Linked DNA regions of Homo sapiens: region 2 is linked to region 1. Evidence: chromatin contacts called from ENCODE Hi-C or POLR2A ChIA-PET data. All regions are on one chromosome and are shown on one strand. The core of a region is the stretch at or near the end of the contact, and the rest is flanking DNA. Distances in the headings are between cores, read along the strand shown.

The links. A loop is a pair of places that touch in the nucleus more often than their neighbours do. ChIA-PET counts read pairs that join two places held with the same protein, here RNA polymerase II (POLR2A). Pooled maps may share reads with other maps.
Region 2: a loop to region 1 is called in a pooled map, with 2.0 times the contacts of the local background. The contact joins two enhancer-like sites. A Hi-C loop is called at or near these places in 1 of 168 maps with a recorded cell type or tissue (naive thymus-derived CD4-positive, alpha-beta T cell) and 8 of 50 pooled maps. POLR2A ChIA-PET finds 5 or more read pairs at or near these places in 5 of 52 experiments (A549, CD4-positive, alpha-beta memory T cell, MCF 10A and 2 more).

The regions. Positions count from the first base shown.
Region 1 is chr2:9,702,240-9,705,264 of GRCh38, forward strand. The region is part of intron 3 of LOC105373418 (a long non-coding RNA gene); the gene reads left to right. Among named protein-coding and RNA genes, the nearest start is that of YWHAQ, 73 kb to the left of the region's middle. Within about 2 kb of position 1,597, at least 8 of the 41 ENCODE cell types and tissues checked have a DNase peak (open chromatin) inside an H3K27ac peak, as active enhancers do.
Region 2 is chr2:9,797,962-9,800,986 of GRCh38, forward strand. No RefSeq gene overlaps it. Among named protein-coding and RNA genes, the nearest start is that of TAF1B, 44 kb to the right of the region's middle. RefSeq lists enhancers at 1,855-2,690, 2,691-3,025 and a silencer at 2,859-3,025. Within about 2 kb of position 1,435, at least 13 of the 41 ENCODE cell types and tissues checked have a DNase peak (open chromatin) inside an H3K27ac peak, as active enhancers do.

The DNA.
Region 1 (3,025 bases), core at 347-2,846:
GGTCTATATATGCACGATCAATACACTTCTGGTTTAAGAGAGTGGTCTTTCTAAATTCAATCCTGTGTAACTCCTCTGTTAAAAAGTTATCAAAGTGTTCAGTCAAATGGTCCTTTATCATCTAATCCCTGCCTATTTTTGGCCATCTTCTCTCTCCTGTCTTTCCCCAAGTCCCTGTGGCACTATCAAAATCATTTACCCTAGGCTTTATCTCAGTTGATCTACTTGCTGTCCTTCCAACCCATGCTGAGGTTTTGCCTTCCTGCCTTTGTACACATTGTTCTCTCTGCCTGGAATGCCTTTCCTACTCATTTCTTGTCTGATGAAGTTTAACCGAAATGCTTTTTCAACACCTTTCCCAACCCCCCAGTTGGGGTTCTCCTAGGTGCTCCCCAGCACTTTGCTCATCTCTACCATGGCTCTCCAGATGTTCTACTCACCTAATTTAGGACTCTAGTCAGGCTCCTCCACCCGATAGGCTAGGAGAGCTTCCCAAGGGCAGGAGTGCATCTAATACATTTCCATGTCTGCCTTCCCCTAGTCACCCACCCCAGTTGACCTAACTTGTGTCTGGCATGGAGCCAGGCAATAATAGCTGCATCCACTGAATACTGACTATCTGCCATCTACTCTCCTATTTCATACTTATGGCAACCTTTGAATGTGGTAGAATAATTCCCATTCTTCAGATGAGAACATTGAGGCTCAGAGCGGCGATGTAGCCTGCAAGGGCACATAACTGGAAGCATCACAGCTGAGATCCAGACCCCAGTCTTTCTGACTTTAGAGCCCATGCTCTCCCACTACAGTCTACACTGGGGCTCAGTAAACATTTACTGAGTGAAAGAATAAATACGTGCAGAACCCAGCCAACAGAGAGCATCCCCGGAGGTGGGGCCAGGGCCCCAGGCACTCAGAGGAGGCAGGCCTCTGGCAGTAGCTAAGCAGATTCCCGTCTCAGATGTCAGCCCTGCCCACCCTTCTGTGCCCCCCCACCCCCCTGGTTGGTGTTTGTGGGACAGTTTCCACTGTGTTGCCTGGGAAACGAGGCATCCTGCCACCACCACTCCCCACCTCCGGGCTGCCAACACCTACCACGCCCGGCTTGGGGGTTTTGGCTGGTTTCCCTTGTGTCCTAGTCAGCTTGAGAAACCCTCGGATGCACTCGCCACTTTTACAGTGTGGCTTTGCTCATCTGGGTGGGAGGTACTGCCTGGGGTGAGCTCATCACCTCTGGTTCCTCAGTGCCACCCACTGATGTCTCTTGGCACTGAGTTCTTACAACTTGTTCCAGGGGATATTTGGTGGTTGATGGTCACCACCCATGTGTCATGGTCCCTGAGCATCCCCCGCCACCCCACTGCTCCCTATTTTGGCAGTTACTGTCACCCTCTAGGGATGCAGGGATGCAGTTTACCTATCTAGAGTGCGGTGATCAGGTGGGGAAGTACAAATGGCAATTGACAGCTAGAGAGCTTGAAACCCTCCCACTTGGCTCTGCTCACCCTGGACTCTGGGAGACCTCAGCTGCCCAGCAGTGGAGGCTGGGGCAGCAGAGGGGCCAGACCTGGGAGCCCAGAAGCCTGGATCTGAGTCTGACTCACTGCTAGCCTTTGACCTTTGGAGGCTTGGGCAAGCTGAGGAACTTCTCTGGTCTTAATCTCCACCCCCTGCTGGAGTAGGTGAGGTCAATGAGTGAGCGCATGTAACTTCCTCTTGGTAAGCCCTGGGTTCCTGGAGACAGGAGAGGGAGGGTGGTTTTCCAGGGGCATTTGTTGACATTTCTAGAGAATATCTGAGGCTTCGACAAAATCAGACCTCAGAAATGTGGGCCTGCCTTGCTGTTGTGGGGGATGGTGGCTGGAAAGTGGGGAGGGAGATGAGACCCCAGCTTTCTCTGGCTGTGGCCTGGGCAAGGCCCCCTACTCCCTGCCCGTGCTCCCTGTCTGTCCAGTAGCAGGCTCATGTGTGACTCTCTAGGGTACATGGCTATGTATATTCCTAAATCAAATTAAATCCCATTCCCGGCTGGGTGCAGGGGTTCACGCCTGTAATCCCAGCACTTTGGGAGGCCAAGGCAGGTGGATCACGAGGTCAGGAGATCGAGACTGTCCTGGCTAACACTGTGAAACCCTGTCTCTACTAAAAATACAAAAAAAAGCCAGGCGTAGTGGTGGGCGCCTGGAGTCCCAGCTACTCAGGAGGCTGAGGCAGGAGAATGGCGTGAACCCGGGAGGCGGAGCTTGCAGTGAGCCGAGATCACACCAATGCACTCCAGCCTGGGCAACAGAGCGAGACTCCGTCTCAAAAACCAAAAAAAAAAAAAAAAAAAATCAAATTCCTGCCCCCTACATCCTGCCATTTGGGGGACTTGTAGTATCAGTTATTCCTTGGTTCTTCCCTTCCCTATACCCCCTGTAATGTGCAAAATCCAAGCTGGTTCCTGCTAAGACACCCACTGCCCCAGCTCCAACCTCAGGCCCTGAGGAGAACTTGCTGCTTCTGAGCCTGTAGCCTGGGGCCTGGGGGTGATTGATGACCAGAGACCCTGGACCCTGAGCCCAGCCTCCCCTCCTCAGCATCATTGTCATCAGGCAGGTTGAGGACCTGCCAGTCATATGGCCTGATTGGCTCTTCACCTGCTCCCTAGGCGCCTGAAGCCCCCTCCCCTCCGCTCCAGAAGACATAGCACATGGGCTCCCCAGCTCATTCAGGCTGTTAAGGAAACAAAGGTCAGGGAGGAGCGAGGCTGTAATGCAACCTTCTGTGGCATAGGACAGAGCCTGGCTCTTCTGATGGGGGCAGCAGGTAGGGATAAAGCAAGGGAGAAAACCGCTTTTTCCACGTCCTTACATCTAGAGCCTCTTTCCATGAGGACACCCCATAGCCATGGGATGCAGAGAGCAACAGTTTACTTCCTCCACTTTTTAGCCGAATGAGTTCACCAGCCTCAGCTTCACCAGATGTCAAACGGGGATGATGGTCAGGCCAACAGGCTAACTCGGTGGGGTGCTGATATGGTTTA
Region 2 (3,025 bases), core at 185-2,684, 96 kb after region 1:
CCCACTTTAGTCCATTTGCTTAAGACACCCTTCCCTGGCAATCGGTAAGGTGCACACATACTGCCTGGGGCTCTCATTAAACTGCAGATTCCAGTTCTGTAGGTCTGGGAGGGGCCTATGATTGTGCAGTTCTAACCAGCTCCCAGGTGAGGCCAATGCTGCTGGCTCAGGGACCACACTTTTCACAGTGAAGCTTTAGAGCTCATTATCTTCCAGGAAGACAAATGCAATACAGGTGTTGCCTGTAGCCAATGCTTCAGCAAATGCTATGGATGCTGCGACTCTGAAACTGGCTGCACCTGCCCAGCAGTCCTGTGAGAGAGTCTGTTAATAAGTAGCAAAGTAGACTCCTCACTGAGGAGGGCAGTTCAGGGACTCGGAAGTCAGGGATGCCCAGAAGGTACACAAGGGGGCTGGGAATCCAGGCTGCAACCTCTAGGCCCAGAGGCCTGGGTGCCAGGCTCAACACAGTTGCTGCTCGCCCAGTGACCTCACGTGAGACACCTCCTCTCTCTGGGCCTCTGCACCTACTCTGGGTGGTACTATCTGCCATGAGAGTGAGATGGGAAACTCTTCCAAAGAAAGGAGGGCTGGATGCTGGTGAGTTGGCATTATTGGCAAGAGCAGATATGATCAGCCCTGACCATGGGCCAAACACCATTCTGCCCACTTTCTCTGTATCAGTGTGTTTAACCCTCAGGGCGACCCTCAGAGGTGGGCACTGTTCTTATTACCTTTTCACACAAGAGAAAACTGAAGCCCAGAGGACGCAATTGCTGTTAAGACCCCAGGCAGTCTGGCTCCCAGCCTTCTACTGAACCCTCTTGTCACTCTGCCTCTCCAGCCTGAAGCTCTGGAACCGTAATAGGTTCATGGCCTGACCCGTGCAGGAAGTCAATATGCAAGATGCCGCATTGCAGCAGAGAGAGAGGTCTAATCAATGCAGGGCCACCAAGTGAGGAGATGGGAGGAAACCCCCAATCCATCATCTCCCCAGGGAGTTCGGGGCTCGAATTTTTAAGGGTTTTGAAGTGGGTCAAAGTGTGGAGGTCCTTGATTGGTCGAAGAGTGCAGTCACGGGACAAGGAGATGAAGAAACCTCACTGTCACGCGGATTCCGTTCCTCTGTGGGGGTCTTCGAGCTGGTTGGCATCAGCTGTTCTGATGGAATTCAGGATCTGCTTAAGCAATTCTTAAACAAAATTCCTATGATTCTAAGGTCAGAGATCCTATCAATAGGAACCATGGGGATGTGAACTGTCCGTACCTAGGGCTACGTGACTTTTGGTTACAAGGAAGTGGGTCAAAGTACAGCCTGATGAATGCTTAATTATAGCTATATGACTGTCCGCAGTTCTTGTTAACCCTGTGAGGCTGGCTTCAGCTGGGTCTGCACTAGGTTAAGAAAGGGAGAAGAAGGGTGGGGACCTCAGCCCTTCCTTCCTGCCCAGACCACAGCCTGCAAACCTCCTCGGGTCCCCTCTGGCTCCAGGGCTCTCGCTGCAGACAGATCAGAAAGGACTCTGGGTCTGTCCCACCCCAGCCAGGCAGCCCAGAGCCCTCAGAGCAGGTGCTGCCCAAATGTTCCTGGGCATGGTGGGACCTTCTGCTAGGCAGGCTCTTCCTCATAGATTTGGGGGCTGCTTGTTTTAGGTTTAAAACAACCTGAGCTTCCCCCAGCCAAGTCCCTATCTCATTGTGTTGCCGTGGTCTGTTTGCCTGTCTGTCTTGTCCCCTAAACTTTGCACTCTCAGAAACGGGGCTGTGTTCCCTCCTCCCTAGGTCTCCAGCTCAGTGTCTTGCACACAGTGGGTGGTGAACTGACTTGCTCCTAGTTTCCCCTCTAGAGGTGCTGGGATGCAGTGACAACGCGCTTCCAGATCTTGCCACCAGAGGGCAGGAGCGCACAGCAGCCGAGTGTGAGCAGCGCGGCAGAGAGCAGGTCGGGCTGGGTGGGTCCCTGGACATCCAGCCGGCAGGGCAGGGAAGGGCCAGGCGCAGAGGGTAAATGAGGACAGGGCCTTGGGGGAGTCTCTTCATTTCCCATGCCGATTCCAGAGACTTCTTTTCTCTTCCTTCCCTTCCATTCCCCTGCCATCTCTTTTCCACTCCCTCCCCTTCCATGTTGACCAGGGTCCAATTTTGACTTTGTGTGACTTTGGGCCAGAAACCTCTTCTCTCTAAGTTGTAGTTTCCTCGTCTGTAAAATGGGGAAGTAGTGCTACCCAATTCTGGGCAGTTCCCTATCTTCCCTTCCTCAGGCTTTGGGACCCTCTGTAGGGCCACGCTTCTCGGCTCTTAGTGGGGAGCTCCAGACTGTGACCCAGGCAAAGCCAGGGGCCCTTTGAAGTGAGCTGCCTCCTCTGCCCCCTGCCTGGGAGAGGACACCTGCAGGCCTGGCCCTGTGGGGCCAGGTGGGCTGGCAGAGTGGATGGGCTGGGAGCTGTGGCAGCTGTGCCGGGTACACACAGGACATCAGCTGGGCCTGTTCCACTCAAGCATAGATGAGCAGGCAGGCATGAATGAATGAATGAATGAATGAATGAATGAATGAATGAAGAGTGAATGAATGAGTGAATGAATGGGAGAAATTCAGGCATGGCTTCAGAATACTTGTAGCAAAGGGATTTTCATACCCACTGCCAGTGGAACCTGGAAGCCTCCTAAGCCTCTCGGAGCCCAGCTTGAGTGGAGTCCACTGGGGGCTTGTCCTCTTTTTGAAGCCTCTTGTCCCTTTTGGACTCCTCACTGGCAGAAGCCTAAGAGACCCTTAGTCTAAGCTTTCAGGGGGTGAGAGGAGGAGTCTACTAACTGGGAGGGTTTACCCAACATCATTTATTTATTCCTCATCAAACAAACACAACGTAGCCACCCCCTCCGGGACTGTGCCTGTGTCTGTGCTGTGAACATCCCAAGGGACGGTGCAGCTGGTGGGGGTGGAGGGGCCGGAGTGCTCTGAGGAGCCAGGGAAGGCCTCTCCGAGGAGGGGGCTTTTGAGCAGGAGGCCTGTGCTTTGAGCAGAGAT